Linked DNA regions of Mus musculus: region 2 is linked to region 1. A link is a loop called in an ENCODE intact Hi-C map of the cell type or tissue named here. Cell type or tissue: left cerebral cortex. All regions are shown on one strand. Links, peaks and the distances in the headings refer to the core of each region. The heading gives the core; the rest is flanking DNA. Region 1 overlaps Dock2 (dedicator of cyto-kinesis 2). Region 2 holds the start of Insyn2b (inhibitory synaptic factor family member 2B).

The links. Hi-C counts contacts between places; a loop is a spot of excess contacts. Peaks named below come from ENCODE experiments on the same cell type or tissue, not always from the same donor. Only the 100,000 strongest peaks of a DNase experiment are listed, where the experiment ranks them.
Region 2: a loop joins it to region 1, with 5 times the contacts of the local background. A loop is called at or near these places in 3 of 42 quality-filtered maps.

What each region holds. Positions count from the first base shown.
Region 1 is chr11:34,702,561-34,707,936 of GRCm38, reverse strand. It overlaps Dock2 (dedicator of cyto-kinesis 2), which reads left to right. Exons shown (of 52, transcript NM_033374.3): 11 at 574-649; 12 at 1,424-1,500; 13 at 2,042-2,167; 14 at 3,228-3,352. All of the region lies in intron 2 of Gm51858 (a long non-coding RNA gene), which reads right to left. Among named protein-coding and RNA genes, the nearest start is that of Gm51858, 10 kb to the right of the region's middle. In left cerebral cortex, for the core only: a CTCF peak has its summit at 2,969 (motif pointing right); DNase peaks (open chromatin) are centred at 2,959 and 3,971.
Region 2 is chr11:34,311,584-34,316,959 of GRCm38, reverse strand. Dock2 (dedicator of cyto-kinesis 2) reads left to right here. Exons shown (of 52, transcript NM_033374.3): 28 at 4,403-4,501. Insyn2b (inhibitory synaptic factor family member 2B) reads right to left here and starts at 2,138. Exons shown (of 4, transcript NM_001025382.2): 1 at 2,015-2,138. In left cerebral cortex, for the core only: a CTCF peak has its summit at 2,209 (motif pointing left); DNase peaks (open chromatin) are centred at 439, 680, 1,816 and 2,219; H3K4me3 peaks cover 694 bases.

The DNA.
Region 1 (5,376 bases), core at 151-5,150:
AGTTCCAGCTCCAGGTCATCAGGTGCTTACAGACCTCTGCACTCATTCTTACACATGTGTGCAACATATATAGATACATAATTATGAGTAACTAACTAATAAAGCAGAGCTTTCAAAGCTGATAAAAAAATCCAAGTTTTACATCATGAACTCTTTTAAACCCCTGTAGCTCATCCATTTTGTTATCTTGGAATACTTCCTTCTACCATTACAAGTCCCCTGGCTTCCCAGTCATCCCTCGCATACTTGCATACTGCCTATGAAGTCAGTTGGCAAGGCTCACGGATTCAACAGTTCTGTGTATGTGCCATGCGCACGGTTGTGGAAAGAGGCTCTTTTATTGCATGCTTGGGTCCTGTGGATTTCCTGCCCTGGGGTTTTGTGGGTACCAAAGAGAGTCAGTAGATACAGTAACAAGAACCTTGTTGCTCAACTTCCAACCATTTCCTTTGCCTTCTTCTGTACCCTAGCCCTGCCCCATGTTGCTTCCCTTCTCTCCTGTTTTATGATCCACTCTTCTCTTCACCCCTGCCTGGCTGAACTAACATCCGTTCACTTCCTCTGTCTTTCTAGTTATGGACATCACCGACATCATCAAGGGCAAGGCAGAGAGCGACGAAGAGAAGCAACATTTTATTCCATTTCACCCGTAAGTCACTCCCGTGTGGCTCCAGGCTGTCCACCCTACTCTTACTGCTGCCCTGGGTGAACTTGTTCCTCCTCTTAGTAAGGGGGTAGGTGGGCCTCCAAAGAGGGCACCCTGACATGCTAATGATCCAGAAACTTCTACTGCAGCCAGAGGAAGAGTGCCAGGCTCAGGGGTGAAGTAGTAGACAAGGTCAATGTGACCCTGCTTATACTTCAGATGGGTAATTAAGCAGATAATCAACCAAAGCTTAAGGCATTAATTACAAGTGTAGCAGGGACCACAGAGTGTGAAGGAGCAGCCTATTGGGAGCCCTTTGTGGAAGCCACATATATATTTGTGACATGAGAAGCAGGGGCAACCAAGGAGGTAATTATAATTTTTTTTTTGCTTGAAAATGACCCATGTTGAGAGCAGTGTCAAGATTGAGCACCACAAAGATCTCCAGGTAATGGAGCCAGTGACTCTAGCCAAAGGTGAGTGACTAGGTCTTCCGGAGCTACTGAAGTCCTTGTTACCTTCCAGAGAAGACATTCATGTCAGAGCCGTAGCGATCTCTCCTGTCACATGAATGCCTACGACTGTGGCAGTCATTGGTTGCCTCAAATCGCAGAGCCATACTGTTTGTGAAGAGGGTGTTGCTTTCTCTGAGCTGACATGGAAGGCTCACTTTGCACCTAAGTGGTGCTAGATATCTCCCATGTGGAAATCTAGGACACAAGATGGAGCTTCCCATCGGGCAAAGCAGGAACATTTGTGCTCTCTTTTCCTTCCTAGGGTCTCAGCTGAGAACGATTTCCTTCACAGCCTTCTGGGCAAAGTCATAGCTTCCAAGGGAGACAGTGGAGGGCAAGGTATGGAGTCACCATCATACAGAGTCCAAGTACGATAAACTTGCTGCAGCTCAGGAGCCTCTGCGACATCAGTAAATGGGTCCAAGTCCTGGACTAGACAGTACAGTGGGAAGCATGTGGTCTGTAGACCACCCATGGAAGCATGGGATGGGCATTCCTTTCATAAGTGACAGTGAGGAGTTGCTCTCTCCTGTGTGCTGCCCTTTAAGTTACAAGTGGTTTCATCCTTACCCAAGTCCTGGGATACATGAGCTGGTATCCTCTCTGCTTTAGGAGACTCGGGTGCAGAGATTGTAATAACTGTCAGAGGCTGACCCAGCTATAAGTGAACGTTGCCCAGAGCCCCTGGGGTTGGCCTGTTGCATCTGTGAATGTATCTGTTATTTCAGTAGTCTCCTATAGGAGAGATGGAGGAGAGGAAATTGGGGAGGGGGAGGAGAAAGAGGAGGAAGAGGAGGAGGAAGAGGAGGAGGAGGAGGAAGAGAGACAGAGACAGAGAGACAGAGAGACAGAAGCTGAATGTTCATGTGTTCCCTTCCAGGCCTTTGGGTGACCATGAAGATGCTGGTGGGGGACATCATTCAGATCCGTAAAGACTACCCACACTTGGTGGACAGGACCACTGTGGTAGCCCGAAAGCTGGGCTTCCCAGAGATCATCATGCCAGGTGGGACACAGCTGCAGTGACCTTCCTCAAGGGCAGGGCCATGAGCAGGGCTGAGGAGTCCAGCTGTGTAGTTCATAATTTCCTAAGAGTCAACTCCCTTTACTTTATTCCTCTACCTGAACAAAACCACTGCAAACCATGTTTTCCCATACAGTAACATAGATCCCCTTTCTCCCAGTCCTTCTTTATAGGCACCGCTACTTTAATAAGCATTTTTGGAGCTCTGCAACTTGCTTTGTCAGTCAGAAGCTCACGGGTGGCATCTCTGTTTTACTATTCATACCAAGATCCCATTTTACTCGGGGGGGGGGGGGCGGAGTGGTGCTACTCTCCAGCTTTTAGAGCATATTTTATAGTCTGAAGGACCCATGCTTACAGTAACATGTCCAAACGCCATACAAGGTATTCAGAAGTCCCCGCAAGTCTCTCTGTGCCTCTCCTATTAACTAACCATGCCTATTAGTGCATTCAAGACATGCTTGAGGCTTTTCATGAGGCAGATTGTGTAATGACACGCCCTCTGACTCATCCTTTTCTCTCCTGTAGCTAAGTGGTGGTGGTCCAGGGTGGGGCCTGTACTGTGATTTAATGATATCTGCTTTACTTGAGATCTCAATGTCTGCTGTTCACTCCCTTCGGGAGCTCACTCAACCTGTGCTCCTGGCCCTTCACCCTTAGACTCTAGGATTCATGGGAAATCCCTCAACCCTACTTTTGTGCAACAAAAAGGCCTATCCGTGGTTGAGGGCCAAGCTCATTTCGCTTGGTGCTTTCCTTTACCTTCCCAGAAGGTGTCACTAGAGGATGGAAATGCAATGGTTTGAACAGAGAAAACATGGCCAGTTTTGAGCACCCCACCTGGCTTTCTGCTGCTGATTTTTCCAGCATTCCGACCCTCCCTTGCTACTTACATCTCCATCCCTCCTGTCAGGTTAAAAAAAATGCCCTTTCTAAACTGCTCGGATTTTCATTTTATTAATGGTCCTTCCTGCTTCTCCCTGTCCCCTCCACCTCTGTGGTTAGTGCCTGACTCTAACTCTGGTCTTCTCTCCATCCTTAGGGGATGTCAGGAACGACATCTACATCACTCTCTTACAAGGTGACTTTGACAAGTACACCAAGACCACACAGCGGAACGTGGAAGTGATCATGTGTGTGTGCACAGAGGATGGCAAAGTGCTACCTGTAAGGGACTCCAGAGTGCTGAGTGACAGGACCCGGGGCTGAGGGACTGATCATAATTATCTGCTCTCTGAAGGATCAGAGTTTTGGGGAAGACATTGAAACACATGATCTATACTGTGTAGCTTGCTTAATACCTTGTTCTAGGGTCTAATTAGAACCTATGTTAATTAGTCTTTTTACCTAAGCATTCTTCAATGTATACTTTCCTAATCTGTGTCTGTGTGTATGTGTATAAGTGTGTGTGTATGTGTGCCCACTCTTGTTTATAGGTTATCTTTTTTTGTAGTTAAAAATGTTGTTTTCATTGAAGCCCAAGCTAGTTTAATTCAGGCAAAATCCATGGTAAAGATCAATACAGAGCCCTGGGCTGGTGTGGAGGTTCAGAATGTCTTCAAAGCAGACATCCTCAGCACTAAATCCAACTCCGCAGCGCTCACCCAGAAATCTAGGTGGAAAGTCTTATTCGCAAATTGGTCTCCAGAGGGTTAGCAGCATGCATTCAAAAAGGCAAAGCACATGGTTCTATTTACAGAGCATATGTCCTGTGCAATCGTTGTCATGTGTGTTTATATCTATTTGCTTATGTTTCCTTTAAGGTTGTCAGCACTTGTGTCCAGTGTGTGGGAGGGTTTGCTTCTGAATTCTTCCTCTCTGAATATTTAGCTGAAAATGAGATCATGAGATCGGCTCTCAGCAGAAGTTACAGCGTGGGCAAACATTCCTCCTAGGACACCTATAGGGAGTCAGATAGCAGGGGGAGGGGTGCAGAAGGGGGAGCCACCAGCCCTAGCCCTACAGCCCGGAGCTCAGGCCTGCCACAATGTATCTATCACCTTCTGTCTAAAAGTGACTAGCACCCTGAAGATAATAGTCCCCATGTCAGGCTGGGTAGTGGCACCCTGTTTGTTATCACTGGAAGTTCACAAAGGGAGAATAGAAGTTCCGGCGGAGTAAAACAGGTCTTAGGTCCTGCAGTTCACAGTGGCAGAGATGGGGATTGACTCAGCCTCCTCACCACAGTGCCTGTAACCTTAAGAAGATTCTCCAACATATTGCCAGTTTCAAATTGAGGCTGCTGGCAGCTTCAACAAAACCCTGGGAAGACTCTATCGGTTTTAAATGTAAAAAAGGTTTTACAACTGTCTTTTCATTCTTAAAACCACTGTGGTTAATTAATTGCTGATGAGCAAAACCCTAGCAAAACCTCTTTTGTTGGATGCTAATACTTTTCTGAAAAATAAAACGAGCGAGACACACTTGGCTTGAAAGAACACAGGGGAAGGAAGACAGGAGGCTCTTATCTGAAAGGGAAACTTTCATTTTGGGAATGTATGGATCAGTCATTTTTGTCCAGTTACCTTCCCAGAGATCTTTTAAACCTCAGCCTCATCACTAAGATATTGGTATCACTTGACTTCCACTCAGGCAAAGGACAAATCAGAAGGGACAGTTAACAGGCAAACTGACACCTTGCCTTGTGTCTGATCTCTTCTTCTGTCTGCCATTGTCACTCCTTCAAGCCAGACAAACGTACTGCAGACAAGCATGAGGAGGAAGAATAACCATGTGACATACTGATAATTTTTAGTTTCATACATTAGTGATACTATGGAGGAGTTCAGTTGGCTGACTATTGAAAAATTGCTGAGGAAGCCTGTGGGAGGCTTTTCTTTCCCTATCTGCAGACATGACTACTACTGCACATCGTGTAGCATGTTCAAATGCCCCTGCACTGTATGGTGGACTTCTGTGGGAATGGTCTCTCTGAAAATGGCTCAGTAAGCAGTATGTTAACCTTAACCCAGCCCCATTTGGTGTTTCAAGGACCTTACTTAGATTGGGAAATTCAGAGTTCAAATGCCCTGAGTTCAGCATCTTTCCTATTATTCCTGTGATCTTAGATTGGGGTTTTTAGTCTTAAAAACACGCAATGTAGTCTCTTCTTACACAAGAGTAGATACAATAAATGTTACACACTCAATACAGGAGAGCAGTAGGCAGAGATGGCTCATCATGGCTAAGAG
Region 2 (5,376 bases), core at 324-5,323, 390 kb after region 1:
TGCCTTCTTTGCCACAGTTTACTCTAGCACCACAAGAGTCTCAACTCTGTGTGTGTGTGTGTGTGTGTGTGTGTGTGTGTGTGCTCTAGAGTGTGTATGTGAGTGTGTGTACCTACATATGTGTGTTTGAATTAAAGGTTGCTAAGTAGGAATGGTTAAACTGAATGTTGTATGCAGAACTATTAGTATTTCCAATAATAATATGATATGGAAGAGACTTTTAATACAAAGGAGCCAGGGTAATGATTTGGGGAGAGTTCCTACCAAAACTGAAGTCGTCTGCTATGTTGCTCACACACTATCGGTTTCCTCTTGTTTCCTTACCAGCACATAGTAAAGAGAGCCTGACTGGTTGTCCTTTTCCTCAAAGCTTCAGTTCTCTCCCAGATGTGCGAGACCTCTGAGTGTAGTGATGAGCCGGATTAATTAAAGGACTTGATTGTCTCAGATAGCCGAAGAAGGTCCTATGCGGCAAATATACCCCTCCACTCCAGCATTAAGTAGCCCCTCATCAGCCAAGTGCCTGCAATGATTGCACTTATTTTTACACGTTTGACCTAGTTTCAAACTGTGTCTCTTCATGCTGTGATTCATTAGCCACATTTTAAACCACCCGATTAGAGCGAGGTGACTCTGCCTGCTTTGCGCCAGAGACTCAGATTCAATTTCTCTCTGGAATTTAATATGCAAGTCCCTCTGGTACTCTGTTTTAAGAAGCAATTTCCTATCCGGGCACCTGGCATGCTGCTTTGGTATGGATGAGTGGCTGCCTCATGCCGTGGTAGTAAATATATGTCGATTATAGAATTTCTGCCAGGAATAAAAAGAAGAGGGTTCTAATTGGCTCAGATTGCAGGGAATCCCCCAACTCCCCGAGAACCCCATGCAACATTAAGGCTTTTCTAGGTCATTGGAGGGGATGGGAGTTTGAACTTTTAATGATATAAAGTTGGAGCAGCAGTCGACCTTAGGGCTATGTTGGCTGCCAGGGCAAATAGTCTGATTGTCACCCCAACCATCCTTCCCCAATTTCTCTAAGCATTTTAGATACGGCAGGTATGAAAGTCTGGTCTCAAACTTGTGAAAATGGGAGAGGGCCAAGACACACTTGCCATTTTGAAGACAATCTTGAAAGGGGCTAGCCGTCAGAGAAGCACTAAGTGATTCCATTACTCCTTCATTGCATGAGAAATCGTGAATGGCTATTCAATTCAAATGACAGAGCCTTTAATGAACCTACTGCCTGTGGCTCGTTCTACTTCAGGGAGTCTGTTAGTCACATCTGTGTGATCACCTAAGGATCGATACCAAAGTGAGCTAGGCTGTGGTAGAAAAATCAGGATGCTTCCGGTTCAAGATAAAGCAGTCAATTTTTGATTAACAGGCAAATGCAAGTGACTTGTCTAAACTTCCATGACAGTGCATGCAAATCCTAGTGAAAGGCACCCAACCGGGCTTTTCTACATGCTGATCTGGACAAAGAAATTAACAAGCTGGTAAAGTGACTTTGATTGATCTGTGAACTCTAACACACTGACTGATTCCTAATAAAACAATAATGGTTTATTTCATAAAATGGTCAAACTCTCCAATGAAGAATGGAAAACCCCTCTCTCTTTTTTCATTATTTAAAGATAGAAAGAAAAAAAAGGCAGAGAAGTTTCCTTAAACAAACCCTAAGAGAATGCAGCCCGTTCGAGGTAATTCCAGCAACTTGAGCTCCTCTGAGGTTCGCTCTTTGCATTTCCTCCTCTTCCAATTCAAATCAAGCCACTGGGAATAACAAGCCTTGCGGATCGAGGCGTTTGGGGCAGCCTGCAGTTCTGACAATGGTGGATTTTCACCACACACACCCACACAAGCTCACAGTCTCAGCACTCATTTAAACCAAAGATTTAAAGTAGACTGCTGTCCAAGAGACAACAGCATTTTTTTCCTACAAGATCATCGATTTAAAAAAAAAAAGAAAAAAGAAAAAAAACAAAAAAAAATCAAACCTTCCCATATCTCTTACCTCCAAGCAGTGGAATTACCTGCAGAAGATGCCGCCCCTTCCTTGTACAACGAGCCAGCCTTTGACCAGAAGCAAGATAACTCCAAACGAAGGAAAAAATAAGCCCTTTATATTGTAATTTTCACTGTTTATATGCAAGAAGTGTAGTGGGTCTGCTCACGTAGGAATAAATAAAAAGCCGAACAAACTGCACAGCAGCTACCATGTGAAAAGAAAAGCCCTCTAGTGGCCACAGGATGAATTCTTTAAGGAAGGGAGAGAAGAGAGGAGACGGAGGGAGCAGGAACTGAGGAAGCCCAGGTAAACACACACACACACACACACACACACACACACACACACACACACACACACACACCACACACACCTACCTCTAGCTCTTCAAACTCTAGAATCTCCCTTCCCTACATTTAGGCTACCCAGAGGTATGAAATCCATCTCTTAATTTCAGTGCGACCTTGTTAAGTTAGCCAGGATGCAGCTGCTTCAGCCTGGTTTGAAAGAGTTGAGTAATTTCACAAACTCACTACTACCCACCCTGGAGGTCTCGCCAGGAAATAACAAGCAGGTGGGATCCCCAAGGCTTTGGATTCCTACACTCAAAGTGGCTAGAGCCCCCTGAAAGTCTAAGCTTGGTGCTTTGGGCCAGATATCCATGTTTTCTAAACATGGGGTGGGTTTAGCGGTCACCAGCTTCTGTGCAGGTGACCTGCTTAGTCATCGAGTTCCTTCTTTTAAAAGGCCACTCAGCTGTTCCAAAATGATCCATAATACTTTTAAGTGAGGACCCTACATCTTTGCCTCATTCCGTTCTATAGCTGGCCCTGCTGACTGAGAAGGCATGACACCCCTAACGTCCTAATTGAAAAACACCAGGAAGCAAACGAGAGCCTGTACCTATGTTAGCTACTTTGGCAAATGAGTGCATGGAACACATTAAGCAACCTAAGAGACCTACCAAAGAATGCAGAGGGTACTTCCTAGGGGCCATAAGCACTGTCCATCACTCGAGCAGACCTACAGGCTGGCTGATATACAGGTTACATGCATGCATATTCAATATTTTTAACAACAGGAGACTTTTTTAAACAAAGGCCACAGACTGTCAGATACACACACACACACACACACACACACACACACACACACACACACAGAGAGAGACAGAGACAGAGACAGAGACAGAGAGACAAGAACAGAGACAGATAGACAGACACAGAGACACACACTCAGGTATCACACACCTTTATTTTTCAAATAAAATTTCAAATAAAATTTCAAATGAAATTTCCAAGCCTATCTTCAGCAGTGGGAGTCCCTGGACACTCCTTGTATCCCACCAGTAACCAGGCAACCTTCAAAAAAAATCTGGCCTGGCCTGGTTCACAGTGAGACCTCCTCTGGCCAAGATGGTCATCCCTCTAGGATCTTACAGGAAACAGTTGAGAATATTATCTCAGCCCTGCTTGATTAGTGACCAGTGTTTCTTTACCAGCTTCCAGAATATATCCCCTCAAGTGCTGTTTCTATATGCCAGCATGCCCCAGCACAGACACTTAACACCCTGGGAGGGAGAACACAGGAGAGACTGAGTGATGCCTTTGGTCCATATGAGGCTATAACTCATGCTTCTCCACTTTCAGGGTTTCTTCAGGACCCACCTCCTCCTCACATCTCTACCTTGATTTCCCTCTTGTCTGACTCCTTTCCTCATGGACATTAATCACGCTTTCCCGACTAAATAATAAACTCACGAAGAGCAAAGGTTGTCTCTCCGCATCTCCTTTATCTTCTTTATCCGTAAATAATGCCAATCCTGGTAGGTGTTAGGTTCGCTCATGGCTGATTGATTCATGGTGATCCAGTAATGATCTCTCTGCAGAGACTTGCCATGCACTTAACAGTGCTGTTGGAGCTGTTGGTCTTTCCAGGAATTCCTCTGGGAGTGGATAAGGGCACAGATAAGACTATGGGGATTCATGCAGACAAAATTATTTACCAGGAAAATGAAACTGACTGCCCCTGAGAATCTTGGCTAACATAGGCTGAGTCTCCCAACATCCATAGAGTGCTGTTTCCGAGGTACAAACAGCACAGAGGTGGGGTGAAGAGGGGGACAAGGGGGTTCTGCTCTTAGTTTTGTATCTGGAGCTCCTAGCACAGCTACAGGCACGTAATGGGTGTTTAATGAATGTTTTAAAATGAATTAGCGGTAAGGACATTTCCTCTTAGGGAGTTGTTTTACATGCCAGCAAGAGGAGATGCTTTGCTGCTGGGTGGTCCTTTATGAGTGCGGGGGGTGGGGGGGCTGTATATTTTCAAGTTTGATGTCAAGGAGACAGAAAGGACAAATTTCAGTGCCTTTGTATTTTTCATTATGTTTTGTAGAGTCACTTTGTGGCGTGTATGACAGCTATCTTAGACCAGATGGGCGACCAACACTATTCATTTTACATTGAGACCTTCCAGACCAGCTCAGACCTTGTGGTAAGTCTGCAGGACATGGCAGGGGGTTGGGAGGAGGCAAGAAAGGCGTGGCATACCAAGCTCCTCTTCTCAAGAGTTTGGGGCAAGAAGGCCCCCTACAGATCTCAAGCGTGTGTGTTGCAGATATGATATACGAATCTGATTCCATTTCTAGAACGTATCTCCAGCCCATTACAGCTGTGTGCTATGGCTCCCACATCTAGATTCCCATTAGCAAACAGACATTTGTCGATGAATCATGAGTTCTCTGGAGCTCAAGAGTCTGAGTGTCCGAGTCATAATATTTTAGATTGGAATCCTAGCTAAGTCACTGTGTGACCACAGGCAAGCTAACTTCTCTCAAGCCTCAGGTGTTTTGTTTTTCCAATCTGGGAGCTAGGGATGACACTATCTGTGTCACGGGCTTTGAATCCGAAGTGTAACAGTAAAAGCACTCAGGAAATGCAGCTGTCACTATGCTGTAGCCAGTGTACAGAGAGAGCTGGTTCCTGAGCTCAACTCACCACTCAGGACTCGTCTGCTAAGCCCACCACCATCGCCAGGGAGAAGCCACAAGCTTGGCTTTGTGCCAAGAGTCTAGTACATAGCATGTGCTTGATACCTTGTGCTAACCTGTGGGTTGACATTACCCCGTTCTGATGTGGAAGCTTGGACTTTATACCACAAAGGTGATTTTTTTTTTCCTAGAAGAAAAAATTTGCTAGAAATAAGCCAATACCATTTCCAGACTTTCACAATTTAGTTTAAAAGCAGTGTTTTTGAAATAATATTCTGCATAGCCCCCTCACTACCCTACCATATACACACATCACATATCACACCACACATACACAAACACACCATATATATATATATACACATACATACCATGCCAT